Regions from separate parts of the Mus musculus genome. Here regions 1 and 2 are each linked to region 3. A link is a loop called in an ENCODE intact Hi-C map of the cell type or tissue named here. Cell type or tissue: left cerebral cortex. All regions are shown on one strand.

Region 1 (8,000 bases), 170 kb after region 3:
ACTTTAAGGCAAGACCAGAATGAAAGAGTCAGACAAGCTGAGTCCACACTGAGAGCTCTAAGACACGTTTGTCCACATTGGGCCTTCTGACCACAGAGCATCTCCAGGTTGATGTTAATAAGACTCCGAGGTTGTAACTTCAGTGTGAATCAATCACACTCAACCATGTGCCATTAAGGAAAGATGTCTGTTTACAACTTTAAAGGCCCTGTGTCTGCTCATGCATGCGTGAGTGTGTGTGTGTGTGTGTGTGTGTGTGTGTGTGTGTGTGTGTGTGTGCGTGCATGTGCAAGTGTAAGCAGATAGAAGCATGCCACAGTGCACCTGTGAAGGTCCTCACTTCTGGCATCATCTGAAGTTGGGTCTCTTGTTATTTCTCTGCCAGACTAGCTGCCCTTCAAGTTTCCCTAGGCAGTCTTGTCTCCCCTCCATCTCTCCTTGGGAGTGTCGGAATTGCAGATCTTCCTACCGCACTTGCCTGCCACCAGTGTCTGCCTGGTGTCTGGAGCTTCTGATCTGATGCTCAGGCTTGCATTAGCACACTCATTTCCCCTACATGGCAATCTCTCGGCCTTTAAATCATTTTCTTTTTATTATAGTGGAGTGATTTTAAAGGACTCTCTGGTGACCCTACCTTATATTAACCAAGCATTTGCCTGTAAACTGTGTCCTATTATTTGGGGTATAATTCATCCTGAGAGACACAATAGGTATTACGCGGCATCTAGTTCTTGGAGGTGTCAGAGTAACAAATAGCTAGATATCTCCTCTCTTCCTCCTCTTCCTCCTCTTTCCTCCTCCTCCCCCCTCTTCCTCCTCCTCCTCCTCCTTCTCCTCCCTCCTCCTCTTCTTTCCTCTTCCTCCCTCCTTTTCCTCCTCTTCCTCCTCCTCCTTCTCTTCCCTCCTCTTTCCCCCTCCTCTTCATCCCCCTCCTCTTTCTCCTCCTCCTCTTCCTCCTTCTCCTCCATCCTCTTTTCCCCTCCTCTTCTTCCTCCACCTCTTCCTCCTTCTCCTCCCTCCTCTTTTCCCCTCCTCCTCTTCTTCCTCATCTTCATTTCTCCTCTTCCTCCTCCACCTCCTCTTCTTCCTCATCTTCATTTCTCCTCTTCCTCCTCCTCCTCCTTCTTCAGTGTGTGTCCATCCCCATATCTGAGTACATTATCACTAGTATGCACCATCATCACACTCTAGTCCACTAGAGATCACTATTGCCACTCCCAAGATTCACCTTCATTACCTTGGGCTAATGGAGCCTCAGACAGGCAGTGCAGGGAACTGCATGATTTGCCATTTTGGCCCCATCCTGTTCTCTCTTGTCTTCCCCTAGATTAGTTATTTCTATCTTTCTCAATGTTTAATTTGTAATAGTTCTACTAGTTGGATGTTAGAATTTTTCCCATAGACATTTATTCTATGTCTATGAATGTCTAGTAGCATTTTGTGTGAGTCTTTGTCTGTGTGTATATATTTGTGTATACATGTGTATGTGTATATATGTATACATATGTTTGTGTGCTGAATTATACATGTACATGTGTGTGCATGAGTACGTGTGTGTATGAGTATGCATGTGTGCTTATGTGTGTGGTGTGTGTGTGTATGAGTTTGCACGTGTGCTTATGTGTGGTGTGTGTGTGGGTGTGTGTGTGTGTGTGTGTGTGTGTGTGTGTGTATTTGGGGCAGCATGGCTTTCTGTTTGAGACATCACCTAAAACGTAGCCTAAGTCATTACCGAGGAGCAGGTGATGAAAGGTGGGGAATAGACTAGAGATTGCAGTTTTCACGTTACATACTTTTCACATTATATACTTATGTTGTGGTTTTGTATTTTTATTTGGTACACTTAATTTATTGTGTTGACAATTTTAAAAGGCAGCTTGTAAAGACTTAGCAGTGTAAGGCACGGATGAAATGATGGTGGATTCAGCCATGCTTACACCATTGGTTCATTAGCCACACAGACTTAATCTCCTAGAATCTCATTTGTCACATCTTTAATGACAATCTCTATCTCAAACCCTTTCTATTTGTAATAGAGAGATACAGTTTTGCCCGTAGACATAGTCACCCAAAGCTAATCTCTCAGGCCTATTAAACCAGATAACAATAGGTGAGGCTGGAAACGCAGCTCCTGGGACTCTCTCCCTGAGACCCACCTCATTACCGTGCACTCTCTCTTCTTTATCTTTACAGTACAGAAAGCTAACTCAGCCTAATCGCTTCAGCTCAGTTCTCACCACTGATATTCCATACCACCGTAGGAAAGGTTCTAAAAACCAAATGCTAACTTCTTTTCCTCCCCACAAATCCCTAAACACATGCTTTTTCCTTATCTAGGTATAAAAAGAAAAGAACAAAACAATACCCAACTGTCTTTTAAAAGATAATCCACTTCTCACAGTCAGCAAAGGCAGGGAACATGTCACATGTGGACATCTGTAAGGAGAAGCACTGCTGAGCCCGGAGGCGAGGGGAACAAGGGAACCTGGGTTAGGGGCTCTGCTGCTGTGCTAAGGCAGGGCAAGCAGGCTTGCACTGGATGGTTGAGGTCCTTTCACCAAGCTCTACCTTGTTCTTTGTTTGGAAGTTGGTCTTAGCGTGATATTATAGTAGGAGGGTAGGAGCTGAACTTAGATCGTCTCATTTGTCCTGGGATCTTCTTCTGTTAGGAGCTCTGTGTTGTCTCCAGGTCCTTGCTGACATAAGGTGAGCAGTCACCGACAGTCGGCAAAGGCCCCAGATTTCAAAGCACAAGGATAGAAAATAAAAACATGTGGCATTGTACAAACACGCTTTGTTGTCAAATGTGTAGTAACATAGGTAGTTCCTATGGGCTGGCCCCATCTATAAATTAAAAGAAAATGTTAGGAAGAATTAATATTACAAAGCACTGTCTCTCTAAACAACCTGGGCTTTGTGAGTGGTGACTGTCACGTTACCTATTCCTACTGAAGTCCTCATAGCACGCTCTTGGAACTATAGACATGTTCTCAGCTTGGCACCACAGAAGACAATGCTGTGGGGCAGATGGTTTTGAAATCTTCAACTAACCATCCTTAAGCTCAGCTTCCCAGAGTCTCCTGTGACTCAGCTTCTAGGGGTCTTCATATCAAAGAATTCTTGGCTCGTTGTGCAGCCCAGAAAAATCTCATTTGTACAATTTCTGTAGATTTTTTAAAAATTATTATTTTTATTAGGTATTTTCTTCATTTACATTTCCAATGCTATCCCAAAAGTCTCCCATACCCCCCCCCACTCCCCTACCCACCCACTCCCACTTCTTGGCCCTGGCTTTCCCCTGTACTGAGGCATATAAAGTTTGCAAGACCAATGGGCCTCTCTTCCCAATGATGGCCGACTAGGCCATCTTCTGCTACATATGCAGCTAGAGACACGAGCTCCAGGGGGTACTGGTTAGTTCATATTGTTCCACCTATAGGGTTGTAGACCCTTTTAGCTCCTTGGGTACTTTCTCTAGCTCCTCCATTGGGAGCCCAGTGACCCATCCAATAGCTGACTGTGAGGATCCATTTCTGTGTTTGCTAGGCCCCGGCATAGTCTCACAAGAGACAGCTACATCTGGGTCCTTTCAATAAAATCTTGCTAGTGGATGCAATGGTGTCAGCGTTTGGAGGCTGATTATGGGATGGATCCCCGGGTATGGCAGCCTCTAGATGGTCCATCCTTTCGTCTCAGCTCCAAACTTTGTCTCTGTGACTCCTTCCATGGGTGTTTTGTTCCCAATTCTAAGAAGGGGTAAAGTGTCCATACTTTGGTCTTCGTTCTTGAGTTTCATGTGTTTTGCAAATTGTATCTTATATCTTGGGTATTCTAAGTTTCTGGGCTAATATCCACTATCAGAGCTGTGATGTTACTGCAGGCTTTCATGGTTCCCTCCATTAGTGACCTTTAACTTTTGTTCTCTGAACAGCTTTGGTTGCTCACGTTAACAAGTTGGTTTTGTTGTTTGTTTTTTATTCTGCCCAGGCTTGGGAAAATTCTCTGTTAAATACTTTTTTTTTTTTAATTCATTCAAAATAGGTTTACCACATGTTGATCATGTGCTGGGCACTTTGGGAAGCAATGAGATATGGTCGAGGACAAAATAGACAGAAACTCCCTTGTGAATCGCATTCCTTAGCAAGGGACTGGCAATAGACACCATAAAAATACATCATGTGTCAGACAGTGTGAGCGAGGTAGAGCTACTCAGATGCAACCGCCCCAGCCTGCGGATTTAAATAAAGCTTAAGGAAAGGTCTTTGTGTAGGTGACATGTTAGGTAAGACTGGAGGACACTGCAGAAAGGAGGGTTGGATGCCGGAAGCTAGCAGAGGCCGGAAGCTAGCAGAGGCTGTGAGAAAAACCAAAAGTGATCACTGAGATCTGGGGCGCTGGAAATGGAGAGCAAGGAGATGGTCACCCACAGAGATGAGAAGAAAGGAAACAAAAGGAAAGATGGACACCCTACCCCCCAGGAGACTCAGTAGTCTCCTCAGGGAGAGATGATCCACACTATTTTATCATGCCGATGGGTAAATTCCTGTCTTAAGGTACTCATTGCGATGGACCAACCCCTGCCAGAGTGCATAGTATGGTCACAGATAGGTACCGAGAGCTCAACACATAGGAAGAGACTTAAGGGACTAGAACAGGGTGTTGAAGATACTCTCCTTTTCTCCGCTACTCAGCGTGGGGGTGATGTTCTGTTGGCAATGTGACTGGCAGCCGTGGTGCATGGGCACAGCCCTGGCATTCCAGGTCTACTACTTGTACCCTGCATTGTAGGCTTCCTATGGTTTCCTGTTAGAACTCTTGGCTGTACATCCAGAGAACAACAATGCCCTCTTGTGGTCAATGGGCAGAACTGGAATTTATTTTAATATTCTCTCAGCACCCTGTGGGTAATCTGAGGACTTTGTGAACAGCAATCTGCTGCTCGCTCGCCAACGGGAAGGAAATGATTGGCAGAATTCACTGGGTAAAATCCAGACCCCAATAATCCTGGTTTTGTCTAACTTATCTGGGTGGTTACAGCCCCAGAGTCCAACTCAGCCTTCGGGGCAGTAGATCACACATTTATCTCATTCATAGTGCAACATTCTTCCGGTTAGATTCAAGATACTTCAATCCCTACTGAATCTTCGAGTGATCTTTTATCGGTTAACTCTGCAAACAATCCCCCCTTGTCAGCCTCACAGATGAGAGTCCAGCGCCTTTATACAAAGTGGAAAAGCATAAAATTCTAAATAAACATGTTACCAGTGAGGAAAAAGGATACTTCTCAGTTGTCACTTAGAACGCCTCTTTGAAATTCTGTTTTAGGATTTGCCCCAGACATTCAATGTCTATACTTGAAATTTGTATTATGTCCCATTATGCTAAAGTTGCATTGCATAATGTCTAATTTTGAAATTATATTCTAGGAAAATTACATTCAAATTATATTATATAATAGTACAGACAATTTACATTAAAATTGTATTTATAGTGTAGGTAAATTATATTAAAATATATACAATAAAATATACAATTGTCATATAGCTAAATTATACTGTTATGTTATATTATACATAGTGTGTGTGTGTGTGTGTGTGCGCGTGTGAGTGTGTGTGTGCGTGTGAGTGAGTGTGTCCCTGCCTTCATTATAGGCCTACTACTAAAAGTCTCATTGTAAAGAAAACACATGGTTTTTGGCTTTTGGGAAAATGCATGCTTTTATTTTTATGATTCTTCAAAAACTGTGTAACCCATATTTGCAGAACACCCCTGTGGTATAGCTGGCTGCCTTTGCACAATCATTATCACAAAGATGAGTGTGCTACACAGGGATAACATTGCACAGTGGAATATTTCAGCCCTTGTACAAAGGGGAAATTTCCCAGAATATACGACCATCCACGTGCTTTAAATCACTTTTGAGGCACTAAATCTCAAAGGAGACATCATGAATGACTACTGAGAAGGTCACCTCTTCACTGTATGAGGAAGAGAAGGGCTGTTGTACTTGGATTCAAACCGTATAATATGGTGAGTATGGTTTTGACAGAATATGAGAACTAAGAGACAAACCAACAGAAAATACCTTCTATGAGATAGGAGTACAGGATATGGAGGGCTGCTTGTATTAAGAAAAATACATACTTAATTTAGACATTGTTGTTTTTTATAGATGTTTAATCTATAAATAGATATTGGATATATAAGTATATGGAGATGTTTAACATCTCCTTTGACAAATCTTGACAACTGTTTTAACTTCTTAATTCTGTGAGAATTCAGAATAATAGAAAAATGGATGCTGGGACAACCCAGAATACGCTGGCTGCTTAATTAGCGTGTGTAATGAACATACTTCAGGGCTCAGGACACCCACCCTTACTCTGTCTGACCTTTAAATACTGGGGATATGTTGGCACATGCAGACGGAGCTGTGGGGCTTTCTTCCAGTCTCTCCATCATCCCCTTCTGCTTCCTTCCTTCTTCCCTTCCCCATCCTTATTTCCTCTTTTCTCCCTCCTCCCACTTTCTCTAGTTCCTTATTCTCACCCCAGTCCGCCTTTTCATGTTCTCTTTACTCTTTTTTTTTTTTTTTTTTTTTTTGAGATCTCATCTTGCTAGAGAGCCCAGGCTAGCCTTAAACTTCCATGCAGCCTAGGTTAGCCTTGAAATCACAATCCTCCTGCTTCGGCCTCCCAAGTACTAAGATTTTAAGCGTGTTACCATACCTGATTCTGTGAAATTTCCTACATTTTTTCCCTTCCTCTTCTTATAGTCTGATCTTTGTCTCCATCAATTTGTTTTTAAAAGTAAGCAGTTAAAGAAAAGGAAACACTTTCTCTTTATTTTTAGTTTTTTAAAATTGCATTATGCTACCAATCATCTGATGAGATGCTGTCTAAACTCAGGCTGCTGCAGATTCACCTCTGAGCGTCAGGACCAATTTTTGACCCATGTCTCATGTTCCTCTGGGCATCTGGCTGTAGCAAGCCCCTGTTTGGGCTTTGCTATTCTGGGCCTGGCATTGACGCATCTTACTGTCTGGACTCCACTTAAGAGACCGAAATAGGAGAGCCTTGGTACTGCTTAGTCACTGCTCTTTTCAAACTAAAACTGACACACACACTCCAAGGAACTAAAAGATATCTGAGTGTTTGGGAAGCAATGCAGACTAGTTAAGGCTAAGTATAAACAGGAAAATTATAAAGCACAGCATCTAAGGTTGTTAGAGTTTCTTGTTACTGCGCACACCCAGAAGCTGATAACTTGGGGCAGAATAATGTCACTTGGGGAACTTGGGCTCAAAGGAGACGATGGCTGAGACCACTCTGGCCTCCTAGACCTAAGCAAGGGATAACATACCACCTTTTCTGTAAGAAAAGTTTTTATTAAAATTCCAAGTATGTGCCAGTTGGTTGTTTGTCAAGTTGAAAGGAACTAGAGTAATGTGGAAAAGAAAACTACCACTGAGGAATGGCCTCCATAAGACTGGTATGTAGACAAGATTGTGGGTAATGTCGATTAATGATGATATAAGAAGATCCAGACCATTTTAGGTGGTGGCAATCCTGGGTAGGCAATCCTGGAGTTGGATAAGAAAGCAGGCACGCATGCCAGGCAAAGCAAGCTAAAAAACAGAATTCCTCCATGGCCTTTGCTTTAAGTTTCTACCTCCAGGTTCCTGCTTGAGTACCTGCCCCAAGTTCCCTTTGTACTGGACTGTAGGGCAGCAGTTCTCAACCTGTGGGTTTCAATCATGGGAAAACGAGTTTCTGATGTTTTTAGGAATGGAGACACTGCTCAGTTACAACATTTCAGTCCTCAAGTAGCAACAAAAATAAATTTATGGTTGAGGGTTCCTCAGACCATTGGAAATCTGTGTTTTTCAATGGTCACACCCCACAGGCTGAGAAACACTGCTCTGGGATGTAACATGAAAGAAAACACCTCCTCTCCAAGTTCCTGTCGATCACGATGCTATCACAGCAAGAGAAAGGCAG
Region 2 (8,000 bases), 120 kb after region 3:
CTTCCTCGGAAGAACTCCAATATGGTAAGGAAATAAAGTTTACAAAACTAAGTCAGCATACTGTCATAAATACTAGACGAGAAAAAGCTTACATAGCTTTTTGTGGTGTTCCTGTATAGAGTCCTTTGCATTGCAGTGAGATTAGAGATTTCACATGTCAATTCTAATAGGGACTTCTCTAAATCAGATCACTCTCAGAGATGCCGGACTAAGCAGAATTATCATGAAGTTGGACATGATCAAAGAGATATACAAGAGTAACCTTGAAAATGGAGCAATGGTGAGATACCCGAGATGGAAGGTCACTCTTGCTGTGGGGCCATATTGCTCTCTGTTGTACTTGGAGTCTGGCTTACACAGGACCAAAGCTAATTTGCACAGACATCATTCTTAATGGTGTCCCCTTGCATGCCCTTTGACAAAAGTTAGTATAAGAACAAAAGGAAACTTTTACTTTGTCTCTTAAACTGAGGTTCACTTCCCTTGGGCCTGTAATCAGTTCCTGCTACAAATGTCATAAAAGTGACTGCTTAAGGCGGTATCCTTACAGGTGACCAAGAGGAAGAACAAACCAAACCAAAAACCATGTATCTCATGCTTCTCTCTGACATTGCTACCTACCTGGGGGGTTGATGTTATTTTGGACCTGCAACCCAACTTCCTTTGTAGTTATGGATTGTTGTCTGGGCATCATAGGATATGTTTTCCACACCCTGTCCTTTGGGTAGCTTTTCTCTTTTGTATTCTTTCTCCCTGGTATTCTCATTGTTTCTTCTTAGAACTCTGTCATCTACTCAGCAATGTCTAGTAGGGGACCTCTCTCAGGTCCTTACAAAACACAGCCAGGTAATAACAGCTTATTGCCTTCTTTCTGAGGCAATTTGCATTTAAATAGGATTCAAGAGCACCATGCTGAAAGTAATGCTCTCTGCAGGTAGAAGTCTGATGTTAAATGAGAGGTGTAAGAGAATTTGGGGGCGGGGCAGAGCAGTGAGGACAGGTAAAGAGACACTACAGACCTCTCTAAAGTCTCCACTGGACTGAGTTCCTCTTCTAAAGGAGAAATTTCTATAGCCATTTTTTTTGAAATTGTAATATAATTAGACCATTTCCTCCTTTCACACTCTTCCCTCCCTCAGTCCCCTCCCATGCACCCAGCCCCATCTCTCTCAAACTCATAACCTCTTTTTTTTATACATATAGACAGATGCACAGACTCCTAAATATATAAATGTAACCTACTCACTCTGTACACTGTTTCCCATATGTATCTACATGGTCTCATAGCTGACTGCTTAGCATTGCATGAGCAATTAGGGGACTCTTCCTGGAGAAGACCACCTCTCCCACTCTAACACAGAAGGGGAAGTACAAGGGTCCTCCAAGGAAGGATCTGTTTCAGTGCCAATGAATGAATGTCAACCTGCTCCAATGTCCTCATAACAATGCCCTCATTTTATTTACAAGAACTATGTATTCTTATATGGGCTTTTTATAATTCTCATAAGCCATAAAGTCAGTCTGCTCCCCCCTCCTCTCCCCCAGGTTAACCAGGAAGTGGGACTTTCGGTTGTCAAGGCTATACCTCAAGTTTTTTCTCTTTGAATGCCTCTTAGGATGCCTTGTTCCTTTATCTCTCTAGGATCACTTCCTGCTTTTCTTTTCCATTAGCAAAAACAGACTTATGCCATCATCCCACGTACAGCATTACTCAGAGCCAAGTTCGGGATGCTGACCTCCTGGGATCCCATGTGCTACCAGATGCCAGGTCCCCTTGCCATTCATCAAAGTTGTTAGTGGACTCCTTGTGGGCAGCCAGTTAATTCTTTACTTTGCCTTCTCAAAAGCAATGCCCTTTAAAGGTAGTAAGAAATAATATTTTCCCACATAGGAAAAATAATCTTATTTTACTTTACAGCTTATTTTTAATATTACAAATTAAGAGTTTAAATCTGTACAGTTCTATCACTAGTCATATGACTATTGATTATTAAGCAATGATTTTTATAAGAAGAATGTTAGCGCTAAATACTAGCTTGACTTGATTGTCACACTTGGTAAGTAGAATCATTCACATTTGAATAGGGTAACCCAAAATGCCAAAGACTGTCATAGTAATGCAACTGATAACTTTACACAGTTAAGTATACTTAGTTCCACAGACAGTAGTGAATAACTGAATGAATAAAACGTATAAAGCGAATACATGTGAAAAAGGAATAAAAAGTAATAAAATACCACTGGGTTTGGAAATTCAGAAACTCTACCAATGCTTTAACATCTAAAAAAAGAAAAGACCTTTAAAAATTAACTCTACAAAGATGTTATCGCTTCTCCAAAAAAGGTCAGCCCTGTCCATTTGCTATGAAGACTACATTTTCCGTGTGCCATGCTCTTTTAGAGACAACTCCAAAAGCAGCATAGCATGCCAGGCATCTGTGCCCATTCTCTGCAAACACAGATCCTATTCTCTCTCGGGCCACCATTCACAACCGGCTGATACATGACTTCAGATGTCCCACAGAGGCTATCACAGAGCTTAACCAGTGAGAGCTTCCATTCAATCCACAATTTCACATCCTAGGCATCCATTATGTCCTATGTAACATATAAGATAAATAGCCATGCACGTGTAAGTACAGGAGACACCCTGCAAGTCCCCGTGTTACCTATTTCTGCTAACATACTGATGGGACAAGAGACAAAAAAAAGAGGACACACTCAGAGAAATAAACACCCCATGAAGCAACTCCGTGCCTCATCTAATGCATGTTTCTCAGGGGTCTTTTGTTACTCTGGAGCATATTGAATTATCCTTCCAATTACCTTGGCAACTAAAACAAGGGCCCCCTCACATGCTGCTGACTTTTAAATGGTTGCACTAACTCTCAGTAATAGATGATAATTAAGGCATCTTAATTATTAAGCGGGATTGAAAAGTGTTTTGTTGTTATTGTTGTTGCTAGTGGTGGTGGTGGTGGGGTGTGTGTGTGTATGTGTGTATGCCTTTTTTTTTTTTTAAATAAACCTCGCATTGCATCCTAAGCACAGAGGAATCCAATTATGAGCCAAATTCTTTCTCTACGTTTGATCAGCTGTTGTTTGGAGCTTTTTGTCTCTCAGACTGGTAGATAATTAGAGAAATTGCAACAACCTTGAAGACACGGAGTCTCATCCTTCCTGTCCTGTATTCTTAGTTATGAATGTAGCAGGATGCGAGGGTTGAAGGCAGCGTTATTAACCAGCTTACCTTGAGAACAATAGCAACATTAACAAAGAGGCTGTCCTAATAAAGGGGCTGTGCAGTCCGCTTAGGCAATGGAAAGTGTCCCTTTTATCGTGCCTAGCATAGCCTCAGCCAGAGGTTAAGCATTTTAAAGCAGGGATTAGCCAGAGAAGGAAGGAACAAAGCATTACTAGAAAGCAGAAAGTCTCCCCAGCACCAGCCTTCTCTGCTTCTTTCTTTAAAATCATAGGGGCTTAATGTAAAAGAACCAGTACCTTCAAGTGAGCACATTCCAGCACAAGGAGGGTTGTCGTGGCAGCTGCTATGCAGAATGAGTTGCTTGGGCATCTATCCCTCTCTTCTTAGATACGGGGGTGCTGCTCGCTGGCTAAGAAGCCTTTGCAACAAACGTCTATGCGTTGTTCATCCGCAACTGAAGGAGGCTAAGCAGCTGGGTTTGGTGCTGCTCGCCTGCAGGCGTTGGATCTTTAGACCCTCTTCATCTGATTGGCTGCCTCTTCGTCTCAGCGCACTCCTCTGCCTTAACCTTTGCCTACGCTCAATATTTCCCCTAGGGATACAGTCAGAGAATTGCCCATTAGGGAATCTGTGCCAGGTTAAGTTGAGCGAGTTTAAAGGACCAGTGATGTGATTCTCTATAATTGTGTCTACGCTTAATTTCCCAGTGTTCTGGGTAATCTACCTACCTGGGAGATGTGAGTATAATGTAGCAGGGGCGGTTTTATGTTTCCTCCCTGAAAACGTCACGAGGCTAACACCTGCATGGCATGCACTGAAGTGATCAGGTGGCTCTTAGTAGCACAGCTTGTCTGGATAATCAACCTTAAATCCGAACAGATGGGGATGACAGGAAATATTAAGAAGGTTATTAAAAATGCCAGGAGATGCAGTTGGATAACCGCACAGAAGTCATCTCAAGAATGTGTTATGAATCGCTTACATGAAAGGTCTTTACAATATCATTTATTTTACAAAGTACTGATATAAAAAAACATAAAAATCTACGATAAAAGAACTTAAGCCTTTATCAAGGTATCTAGAAAAAAATGTAACCAAAAAACCAACTTTACTTTCTGAAACTACTAAACCCAAGAAAAGAACCAAAAAGTATACCTTTGACAGCCTTACATATACTGGGTATGAATTGGTCAAGAGCTTCAGGTATTTAAACATAATAATCTATATGTAAATTTATATATATTACATATTTATACTATATATTATATATAGATACACATATGTGTATATATGATATACCTATGTTATATATGTGTGTTACATAAACATGCATATATATATATAAATGAACACACACATCACATAAAAGGCTTTAGAATGAAGATAGTGAATTGGCCACACACATTTAAAATTTTCTCTTTCAAAACATCACCAAACTGATCACAAAGTTTTGACTTTGAAAACCTTTATTTACAAGGTCAAAAATCACGAGAAAAATAGTAACCACATTTAGAAAAGCAGGAAGCAGATAGTCAGGTGGTTAGAAGATTAAGATTACACTCCATCTTCAACCAGCAAAGGGCAATCAAGAAGCAATGATATTTACACATTTACAGCTACCAGTGCTCCTCCTCCCCGTAAGCCTTGACTCAAGGCACATTTGAGCTGTGGACAGAGGGACGAAGGTGGGGCCACATTACAGTAAATGAAGCTCAGGTGTGGCAGCAGAGCCCTGTTATACCAGCCTCCAAGAGGCAGGCGGCTGAAGGTCCACATTTGGGGCCAGCATTGGCTGCAATAGAAGGTTCCAGGTTAGCTTGGGCTACATAATGAGAGCTTGTCTCCCCAAACAAAAAACCAAAGGCACAGACACAGACACAGACACACACACAGACACACACACACACACACACACACACACACACACACACACACACACACACCCTAAGAACAGCTGGTGGTTTGACTGTCTACTCCATAAATGAGAACACCAACGCCTTATTCTCTGCAGAGATTGAAACAGAAGGTCTCTGGACATATACTGGGTGAGAATGAATGAAGGTAGCTAACTGAATAACATTGTATGGAATGGGGAACAGAGGATGTGCATACAGCTTCTAGGGTTTTCTTTTTCACCTAGCACCAAAGAGACAGGTAGCAAGGTGTGAAGAATATTCTCTGTAAAACATGACTGCTTCAAATGATTTATTTTTTACTTTTAAAGATCAGGAGGCTGATTCTAGGGTGGTTGAGCCTGAAACATATGATATATTCCACAGGCTAGCCTTGAACTTAGCTTCCATTCTCAGCCTCCAGAGTAGCTGGGATTACAGGCATGTTACACTAGTCTGTCTCCCAAAGATAAGACTTTCAGACTTTATGTCCAGAACATCTACTACTGAATCCCATCTTAGTAAGTGCTGCACATGAATTTTCAGTGTTCCACTCGTATATACAAGGAGATCAAATATCTAATATAGAAGTAGAGAAAGGAACAAATCACAAGTAAACACTTAAATAACAATATATATGCAGATGTTATATATGTATACATATTATATATATATATATATATATATATAATATATATATATATATATTTCAGTTCAATACCATCAAAAGAACAGTTCAAATACCATCCTTGATGCCCTTTGAGAAACTACATGTATTGGTAGTTCTCGTGTGTCTTAGTCTGATCTCTATTCCTAATAATACAGTACTTTGGCAAAATAAGTTACTTCAAAAAGATAGAGATAGATTTATTATTACTCATACTGCTAATACAAAACCTCTTGGCCTTCTTGATGCTATCATCCCAAGGACATAGATGTGATTTTTTTTTAAATTACATATGGATGAAATGGCTGTTATAAAAGAGATAAAGCTATCTCAGAGGATGTGATACTGGTAATGATGTTGCACAGGATCTATGTAGAGATTTCATAGAATTAAAAGCATGAAACAAGCATGATTGGAAACTGATCCACATTTAGAAAATTCCATAATTTACTAAAACATAGAAAAGAAAAGCATTCTAAGTTATATCGAGAAAGAACAGCAAGTTCTGTGCCAAGAAAGAAATCATAATATTTTTAATGTTTTAAATTACAGCATACCAACTAAAAATTAGTTTTAGAATTCTATTTCCCTGTACATTTGTAAATGATAGTATGAAAGGTTTTAGTAATATGAAAAATGTTTCCCATTAAAACTATCTTTATGGTTTCAGCTTGCATGGTCATTTCTACAAGCCTCCTTCACCACACCAATTGAAGGCTGATTAAATTGTATGCATGAAATAAGAAGAAATGCTGGGTATGGTGGTGCCTGCCTGTATTCTGCACTACCCAGGAGGCTAAAGTGGAAAGATGTAGGTTCAAGGTTAGCACGGGATACATTGTTTCAAGGCATTCTGGGCTACAATTAAGATCCTATCATAACAGTAACAGTAACAATAACTAACAAAAACAACAAATAACCACAAGAAATACAAGAAACATGAACAGTTCTTTAATAATGGTATTGGGATATAAAGGTGGAGAAATGATCTTAAAAGCAGAATAAAATGGCAAAAAGAAAATTATAGAACATAGAAAATTAGAAATATATTCGTGGGATCCAACATAACAGGATATCAAGAGAGGCTGTAAAAACAAACAAACAAACAAAAAACAAAAAGCAAAAGGGAAGAAAATAATCACAAAATAACTCAAAGTCTGTCGTTTCATGTTTCGCTCCACTCTTGGGGTATGGGAACACACCTGCTTGGGCAGGCAAAACAGTGAACACTAGCCTGCATCTACCCTGTGCCACCTTTAAGTGCTGGGCTCAAGGGGAGTGCAGATACACGGCTCAAGGGGTGAAAAAACATAACCTTGGATGTGGAAGGCTGAAGCTGGGGTTCCCTGACTCCCAGGAATCCAGTCACTGCTAGAAACCACACAGAGGAGTTGGGAATGGAGGACAGGGTCTCTGGGACTGTGATGAGGCCAGAGCCTGGGAGTCTCAGCTGCCTGGATATCCAGATAGCACTGGAAGTTGTGGGGAAGCCAAGAACGGAGGAGGCCTGAAGGCTGAGGATGAGTCAGGGGTCAGGAGGACGGAGGACTCAGGCGTGGGTCAGTGGTGATGAGCCTGGGAACACAGAGGGAGTGTTCTGCGGGAGATTTCGCCAGCATGGCTCTGTAGACCAAAGCTTTCTCCGTGATCCCCCACTGTGGTTCTTGATGACAGAGACTCTTCCTGTTTATCCATACCATTTATTGATTGTTCATCGAAGAAAATGGCTACATACTACCTACTCAGGGTAGACCAGAGATTAAATACCTTTTGCAGGAAGTAATGTTTGGGAAGGGAAATTTATTGGGGGAACTCCTCGGGGCCTCTAGATACCTCATTTGCATGGAGAAATCTGTTCTGATCTACCTGACCATAGGTCACATTCCTATGTAGGGACTGTGGTCACATGACAGGGGCCTGGTCAGAAAGAGGTGAAGCACCTACCATCCTGTGTTCTGGGACTTCCAACCTGCTCAACCTTACCAAGTTTTCTGGCATGGTTCACTGCCCCCACAAAAATCCAATCTCTTGGGTTTCTAGAATGGAACCCTGTGATGAATGTGTATGATTGGTGATGGGAAGGCTCATGATTAAGAACTTCCAGAGAATCTTGTCTCCCGGGTCCCTCTGAGACCAGTCTATGCAGATCAGCTTGCGGATTGCAGAGGGTGAGCAAGCAGACTGCAGAAGCAACACAGCTTCTGGGTCAGGCAGAAGCTACACAGCTTCTGGGACA
Region 3 (8,000 bases):
AGTTCTCGACAGGTATAGTTTACAACAGGCATTTTTGAATGATTTATATCCCTTTGTACAACTTTCAGAAAATTATCAAATGCAGTTATCTATTATAACTCTTTACTGAAAAACACAAGGGGGCCAATCACTACACTACCAAATATTTTTATGTATAAGATATTACATAAATATAACATTTTACTTAGATATATCTCTTAAATATTCTTATATATAAAATATGTAGGTGATTCAGATGTATGGGAGATTATATTTCCTAGAATCTAATTGCTATATTTGACTTGAGATGATTAATTTGTCTTTAAAATGAATATCAAGCTTACTCTATTATTTAATTATAACATGGTATACATTAACACCAGCAGAACACAGTCAACATAAACCCTTAGAGCCCAGCACGATCATGAGGAACTTATATTTAACACATTTTCACTAGAATATTCAAATCTGGAATAGATATTAAAATGTCTAGAAATAGGAATTTAAGTATTTTCTAGTATTTTCCCTTCTAATTTGAAACAGCTGACTATTTTAAACTCTCTAATCTGAGCTACTTTATGTATAAAACATTCACACCAAACTAATGGCTACTTTTGCCTTGAACATGGGTATCTTAAGAGACAGGAAACTGTACATGAAGTTCCCTGTGTCTCATCACACCATTCTAGCAATTTCCCCGCAACAGAAAGGTAATCAGAATATTTCTTTTAAAAAGAGAATTATGCCTTTATCTGGGGAAAAAAGTAAGTCTCCATTAAAACCAGGTCTACAGCTACAGTGACACCTCTCCCTCACCTAGGAACTAACATGGGGCGGGGGGGGGGGGGGGGGAGGCGGGTCATCTGTGATTGACTGTTGACTTTGACTGTTGACTGATGAGTGAGCGCCTCACATTCGAACTAACACTGGCGGGGGGGTGGGGGGGGGGAGGCGAGGCATCTGTGATTGACTGATGAGGGAGCCGGTTACCTTCAAGGTTTATTTAGGAAAATGGAAAGAAACTTTGTTACTAGACACTGTGCTCCAATTTCTCAGTCCTGCCCACCACCCCCCCCCCCCACCGCAGGCTCAAAACCTCTTCCCTTTCTCAGCTTCCACATGAAAAGCTGTTCCTTAAGTATTTATATGTCATACATTATACTCAGCTTCCAGTGAAAAGTCCAATGAGAGCACATCCCAAATAAGAACGGTCACTTTATTATTTTTCTCCTGAAACTTTTGTCACTTTATTTAAATGAAATAATTTATGAAAATGACTAGTTAACATAAGACACCCATGTGCATAATGTACTTATGAAACTGGTGTCCCAGAGTGACACTCTCACCCCTGACAGGTTGATGCCTTAAAAAAAAAAGTTTTGAGTTTCTCTGATTCATGGCAATACTAGATCAAGGTGTATATTTACAATAACAGTGAAGCCTGACTCATTCAACGGAATGTCTGGATGCTAGGTAAGGTTCTAAATGCTGCAGAATCGGAGGTCAGGAAGACCGTGGAAAGCTGTGAGCAGAAGCAAAAGCAAGATGCTGTAGCAGACAGAAAGAGTCGAGTGGGCTGCTAGATGTGGTAAGGACCTGTAGGGGAAGCATCCTTGCTGGGTTCTGGAGGGTCCACCAAAAGTGGCTGCTTGAAGAGCTAAAGGGAAAGCTACAGTAGAGGGTGTTTGTTTCGTCATGTGTTTTGGAAATTATAAGATATTTTAACTTTGCCAAGAGGAGAGTTGGAGATGGCAGAAATTTAACTAAAACTAAGCAAAAACCAGCAAGCAAAGTGTGGAGACATGAGGACTCGCTGAACTTCTCCGTTCTTAAGAGCTGTTGAACTAACAGCTGTTGGTGTGCTGCACAGAATGGGTTTGGAGTGCTGGTCTACCATGACTGACACCTTACAGGGTTAGCAACATGGGGAAATAGAGCTGGAGCCTGTGTGTCTTTCTGTGAGCTCACATGCTCCTGTCCCACAAAAAGATACTACACAGGCAGCAAGGCACACCCCTCAGGTGTTGCTGTAGGTATTCCCACAGCCTGTTCTAAAGGTTACCCCAGGAGAAATTAGAAAAGTATGATTTTCTTGCCTTGGGTGTGTCTGATGATTCCTTTGGCGGTATCATAAAAAAAAAAAAAGAACGGAACAGAAAGGGGCTCTTGTCAGTGTCCATTTTGTTCTCCCTGAATGATCTACATGGCTGAGAGATTTTTTACACAGAATTTGACTTAACAGCATCTGTTCGGTTACTTTGCCTTGAGAGCTAAACTCAGTATAGTCCCATCATTTCAGCCTTTTATCCCATAGAACCTTTTACACCCAGCCAGCGCCATGCCCCCAGGCTTCCTTATCCAGCATGCATTCACGTATCTCTGCATTGAGGATTCTTAGTCTAAATCTTTATATCCTGGATACTGATGACAAAAAGAAAATTATAAAACATCCCCTCCTTATTTATGCTTTATGGCTTGCTACTCTGAGGGTACGCTAACATAGGAAACAGGTGATTTGTGTCCACATATATCAATGGAGACATCACAATTACCGTTATTGGGAGACTCCTTATCCAATCTATATTTAGCCACAAAAGACAGGAAATAATAAATTACTTCTTGGAAAAAGACCTTGATAACTATTTATTTGAAACCTCGTGGCAAACTCCATCTTTTGCTGATAGAGTTGTTATCAGAAGTTTTCAGCCAATAATTTTTTACTATTTTCAACAGCGTTGTGACTAATTCAACATTCCTGGTATACCGGCGGTAGAACTGACTTAGAAAAGGCTGAAATGGTGCTAAGGCAGAATTCACTCATTCCTTGACCCGTTCCTCTCCAGGGTGTTTCATTTGGCTGACCAATTTCAGTCCCCAGTACCAGCTTGTTCCTAAGTGACTATAAAGCACAGCAATGCTCACAGAGGGGCCATCCCCCATTCAATGCAAACTCCGTGTCACTTTCAGCCAGTGGCCAGCCGCTGACATCGCTCCCATTATTAGTGTGTGCATCTGTATGGAAGTATGGAAGTATGTGATATTTTCTCTTTCACCGTCCTATGAAATCTATCTACTTGTGAAGAAAAAGAAGCAAGAAAACAAATTTTCCTGCCACATCTTATAGAGGCACTTGAGTCCAACACCAAGACTTCATCTCTTTTCTTTCCCTACATTCTGAGCTTAGGGAGTACAATGGGGGTGTTGTGCTCTGGGGTAGCCTGGCATGCAGGATATTGGGAGAGGAGGTGTGAGCAACTTGCAATACCTACAGTGTTTGCTCTATAACTGCCGGGGACTAAATCAAACAGCACACCGGGCTATTCCGTCCAGAATAAGCAAGTACAAAATCCACCGGCTGTTATGACCTATATAGGGAACAGAATTCCCTCCTTTAAAGGTGTGCATAGGTGTAAAGATTTAAAACATTTATGAGGATTAAAAACAAATGTTCCCCAGCTTGCCTTCTGCGGGTTTGCTGTGTAGTTCTTTTAACGTGTCAAAGGGCAAGTCACAAAAGAATCCATTGTTCTGGCGGAGAGAAAGGTTATTATTGGCTATCAGGTCTGTCCAGAAAGACAAGCCATGATAGTTTGTTAAAACAGTAAATATTTATTTTAAATCCTAACCCAAAACAGCAGAGCTTTTTTCCCCCTTTATCGTACAATTTCTGGAACCTCAACTCACCGAGTTAACTCTGTATCTGAACCACTAATTTGTGGAAGTAGTGTGTGTGTGTGTGTGTGTGTGTGTGTGTGTGTGTGTGTGTGTTCCTCCTTAATTTCAGATCATAGCAATCAATGTAAAATTTTTTTCAGGTTAACTTTTGCTTCCATTCATTCATTTATTTTTTTATGCTGAGCTTTCAAAAGAGGGGGAAAAGCTTACCTCCGTCAGTCAAGTGGGATGCCCGGAACCCCTTTCTCAGCTGCAGCTTCAGCGTGTAGGAGCAGATGCTCTGTGAGCCAACCAGTCTGTTAACAGGAAGCAGGTGAACACTAGAGCGTCCGCCTGCGTTCCAGCCCAGTGCCCATCCGAGCACACACCTGCTTTCCCAGACCTGCAGCTCATAAGCAACAGCCTGGCACAGAATCTGTGCTGGCAGAGGGCGACCCCTCCCTTTAGAACCCCGAGTTCTCTCAGCTGGGGAGCTGCAGAGATAGCCGTGCAGGGCAGGCTTGCTTTCCCGAGACAAAACCCTTTCCTGCTGCCCGCGAGCGGATACGCAGCATTATCACCCCGCAGTCCCCGTTCTCCAATCAGCTAATTGCAACACCAGTCAACAGCTTGTCGCAGGGCCAGCTTGCGGGCACACGTGGCTGCAATAACTGTGCACTAGCATGCCCATTGTGGCTCTCCAAAGATTTTTCTCTTTTTAAATGCTTCTTCCACAGCTAAGCTCTATGCCACACTGCTTTCCATAAGTAAAATGGCTGGTCCTCTCAGCGCGGCTGCAGAGAGCTCATTGGGTTCCACTGGCTTTTCGTAGCCATAGCAACAGCCAACAGACAGACTTAGCAAGCATGGCTGATCATGTGCAGCACACGACACAGTTTGTTAATTTCTTTCTTTCTTTTTAAATCAAACTCATCATTTTTTCGAAGGAGGGCAGCTTCTGTTACCTTTTTAAATGTTTCACCTAGAGCGCAAGCGCCCTGGGTCTTCACCCCGCCCCACCTGCTTTTCTAGGGAACTTTTGTCTTGTCAGTGTTACACTGTGAGATCAAGGAAGCAAAGCTGTATTCTTCTCTATCCAGGTTAATAATATGCATATCGCCAGAGAGGCACTAATTGGAACCATGGGTGAAACCAGGTTCGACCTTAGAAGGAGCTGGAAGAAGATTGGTAAATGGAGACAGCTGTTTGTTGTTGTTTCTTGCTTGTTTTTATTTTCTGTTTTTTTTTTCTCCTAATGACAATCTTATAGCCAACTTAATTCAAAGAAAGCCCTGTGACTTGTGTGTTATATGTGGTCAAAATAATAAATAGTCTAGTCAGATGAGATAATTTAGTAATTCTGAATGATCCATTTATCTATAGAATGTGTTTAATATTTTTATACATCACATAGTTTAAAGTAGAGCTTTTAAAAGTTCTATTGTAGTTTCCATCGAAAATTCCCTTTAATGCAATTTATACTTTAGTTTTATTTTTTAAAATACTTAAATAAAAAAATCAAATGAAGGATCCCTTGAGAACATAATCATTCCCTTCAAGGCCAGAGCATCTTGATATGCATTCCACTCTCTCTCAAAAGCCTACCTCCTCGGGGACTCTTCCACGGTTAATGTCATTAACAATTTAAATCTCTAGCAGCCCCCCCCCCCCCGCCTTTAAGTATTGTCTCCAGTCATATTCGATTTGATGTATTTTCAAAGCAGTGTCTTACTTAGCTCTGCTTCCAGCAATCTGTTTGAAATGGTGTGTTAACACTTTGGACTTGCAAATAGACCAGTTTTGTTTGCTAGGAGACATTGGTTTATATTTTGTGAGGATTGCATCTTTCCTGCCCAAGCTAACATTCCTGACTTCTGTCGTCATTCCCAGGGTCAATATGACAGGAATTCTGTGGGGGGTAGATTTAGGGAAACCTGTTTCCTCTCCTTGTCCAAGCAGATTCATCTTTGACCCACACAGGATCGGTATGTCCAGTAAGGATTGAGTCGACCCTTCCTGCTTGGCTAGAGTCCCACACTTTAGATGGTCACTGGAGTCATCCTCTGTTAAGTCACCGAGTTTTGCTAGTTCTGAACTAGCCAGGACAATTTCTTAAGAATGTCTGCTCTTCAGTCCCCAAGGTCCACACCTTGAGTGGCATAAAGGCTTCCTGGACTCCTGGATGCTTCTATTTCCTGAAAGGTTCTTTCCTGAGCCCTCATCCAGCACCTTTAACCTCGGATCCCAGCTGCCTCTCTATCCTTCAGAGTCATGCTCAAATAGACCACGCACCAGTGGTACTCTCACACAGAGCTCATCTCTGTGCCCCCACTGTGCAGGGGATGTCTCTGTTGACTGGACATCTCTTGTGCCTTTTCACTCATTAACAGACTTTCTCTGCCACTGCTTGAAGGCCAATCTGGCCCATACATTATTGCCTTCTATACTTGAACGCTGTAGCTTCTCAATACACACATTTTCTTGAATGTAAGATGAGAATCTAACTGTGTTGCCTAGGCTGGACCTCAGCTTCTGAACTCAAGGAATTCTCCTGCTTCAGCTTATTGAATAGCTGTGACTACAGGTATAAGCCACTATGTGTGGCTTCCCTAATATCAAATGATGTCCTACAGTACTGTAAGATTTCATGTGCATTCCTCATTTTATCTCATCTTCAAACATCATACATTTATGGATGCAATCACTTCAGGAAAACCGACATGATTCTAATTAAATGTTGATACTTTATAAAAGTAAAACAAATATTCTAAGGTTATTTTGGATTTTTGTATGACTTTTTTCATGTTATGTCTGAAAACAACTTTATTCTACTTAAATGAATTGCTTAGTTGGGTATGGAAACCGTTAGTCTTTTTCTTTTGGACTACAAAGGGTCTCCTTTCTTTATCATGCACCTCCTACTCCATTACACCATTAACAGTTCTTTCTCTAAAGAGGAGAACCTGAACCCCACCCCCCCCCATGTTTCATAGGACTAGAAAGCTGGTAGGAACTGAAACCAATCCTTTGCCAGTTTGTGACCCCATATTCATCTTTATTGATGGTTAAAGAGTTGTCCCTTGTTAACTAATGGAGAATGGTTCCAGGGCAACCTTCTCTCATCGAGGATAACATAGTCATCAGAGGTTCAAGTCTTTTTGTATAAAACGATGTGTTGCCATACAGATCACATCTAATTCAATGTAAACACTATGCATGTTGTGTCATATTACTTAGAAAATAGTGTTAAGAAGTCTAGATGCACACATGTTTATGAGGCAGGTCTCATTAGTCTCCAGTGACCTTGAGTTTTGTGGTGGTTTGAATAGGTCTCCCTATTCAATAGGTTTGAATGGCTCCTATAGAATCATGTGTTTAAATGCTTAGCTCATAGGGATTGGCACTATTAGGAGGTGTGGCCACATTGACGTGGGTGTGGCCTAGTTGGAGGAAGTATGTCACTGTGGGGTTGGGCTTTGAATGCTCAAGCTACATCCAGTGTGGGACAAAGTCTCCTGCTGCTTATAGATCAAGATGTAGAACTCTCAGCTCCTTTTCTAGCACCATGTCTGCCTGCAGTGCTGCCAAGCTTCCTGCTGAGATGATAGTGGACTAAACCTGTGAAACTGTAAGGCAGCCCCAGTGAAATGTTTTTCTTTATAAGAGTTGCTGTGGTCATGGTGTCTCTTCACAGCAATGAAACCCTATCCAAGACAAAGTTGCTACCTGGTTGAGGCTAAATTTGGATTCTTGATCCTCCTGCCTCTGCCTCTTAAATCCTAGTGTTATAGTTGTATCCTACTATGTATCACACCACATGGAAGCATTTGTGAATACTTTTTTATAGGTGATAGGCTGAATCTGCTAATGTTGAACCCAAGGTTGCAGAGGGCTTGCTAAGTGCAGCTCTGTATAAGGACTTGGGTCCTAACTGGCTTTTCCTTTATATCAAAACCCCACTCTTCAAACTTTGTCTGGCATGGCTTATCAATCTCTCTCTTGTCCTATGAGTCCATTCTAATTCAAATATCTAACTCCTATTCTTCTCGTGCAGGTGTTCATTTATGCATTGCTATGGACAGGCTTCTAAGAGGCAAATCTGGCCTTTTAGCTCATCTTTCACGGTGAGATGAGATGTCTTCTACATTGCTAGTGCCTTGGACCTGGCAGGCCCTTGCTTTGGTCTCATTAGTCAGGATGCTTGGTATCATCTTGTTTTCAAATTTTAGCCAGGGTAGTAGCTGTGAAATCATCATTTATTACTGTCTTATTATCTCTCTAGTCATTAACAAAATTGAACATCTCTTCATTTGGAGGTCTTTTACGTCACCACCTCTGTCGAATTCTTACTGACAGTTTTGCATGTT

The links. Hi-C counts contacts between places; a loop is a spot of excess contacts. Peaks named below come from ENCODE experiments on the same cell type or tissue, not always from the same donor. Only the 100,000 strongest peaks of a DNase experiment are listed, where the experiment ranks them.
Region 1: a loop joins it to region 3, with 5 times the contacts of the local background. A loop is called at or near these places in 4 of 42 quality-filtered maps.
Region 2: a loop joins it to region 3, with 2.3 times the contacts of the local background. A loop is called at or near these places in 3 of 42 quality-filtered maps.

The regions. Positions count from the first base shown.
Region 1 is chr8:45,451,349-45,459,348 of GRCm38, reverse strand. No RefSeq gene overlaps it. Among named protein-coding and RNA genes, the nearest start is that of Tlr3, 45 kb to the right of the region's middle. In left cerebral cortex, CTCF peaks have their summits at 1,244 and 4,849 (motif pointing left); DNase peaks (open chromatin) are centred at 4,286, 4,826, 6,509 and 7,040.
Region 2 is chr8:45,503,459-45,511,458 of GRCm38, reverse strand. Sorbs2 (sorbin and SH3 domain containing 2) reads right to left here and starts at 3,671. Exons shown (of 24, transcript NM_001205219.1): 1 at 3,502-3,671. In left cerebral cortex, a CTCF peak has its summit at 3,772; DNase peaks (open chromatin) are centred at 2,566 and 3,638; H3K4me3 peaks cover 2,390 bases; H3K27ac peaks cover 1,448 bases.
Region 3 is chr8:45,624,137-45,632,136 of GRCm38, reverse strand. All of the region lies in intron 1 of Sorbs2 (sorbin and SH3 domain containing 2), which reads right to left. Among named protein-coding and RNA genes, the nearest start is that of Gm51529, 14 kb to the left of the region's middle. In left cerebral cortex, no CTCF peak of the experiment used is centred here; DNase peaks (open chromatin) are centred at 2,942, 3,249, 3,973 and 4,418; H3K4me3 peaks cover 4,152 bases; H3K27ac peaks cover 3,090 bases.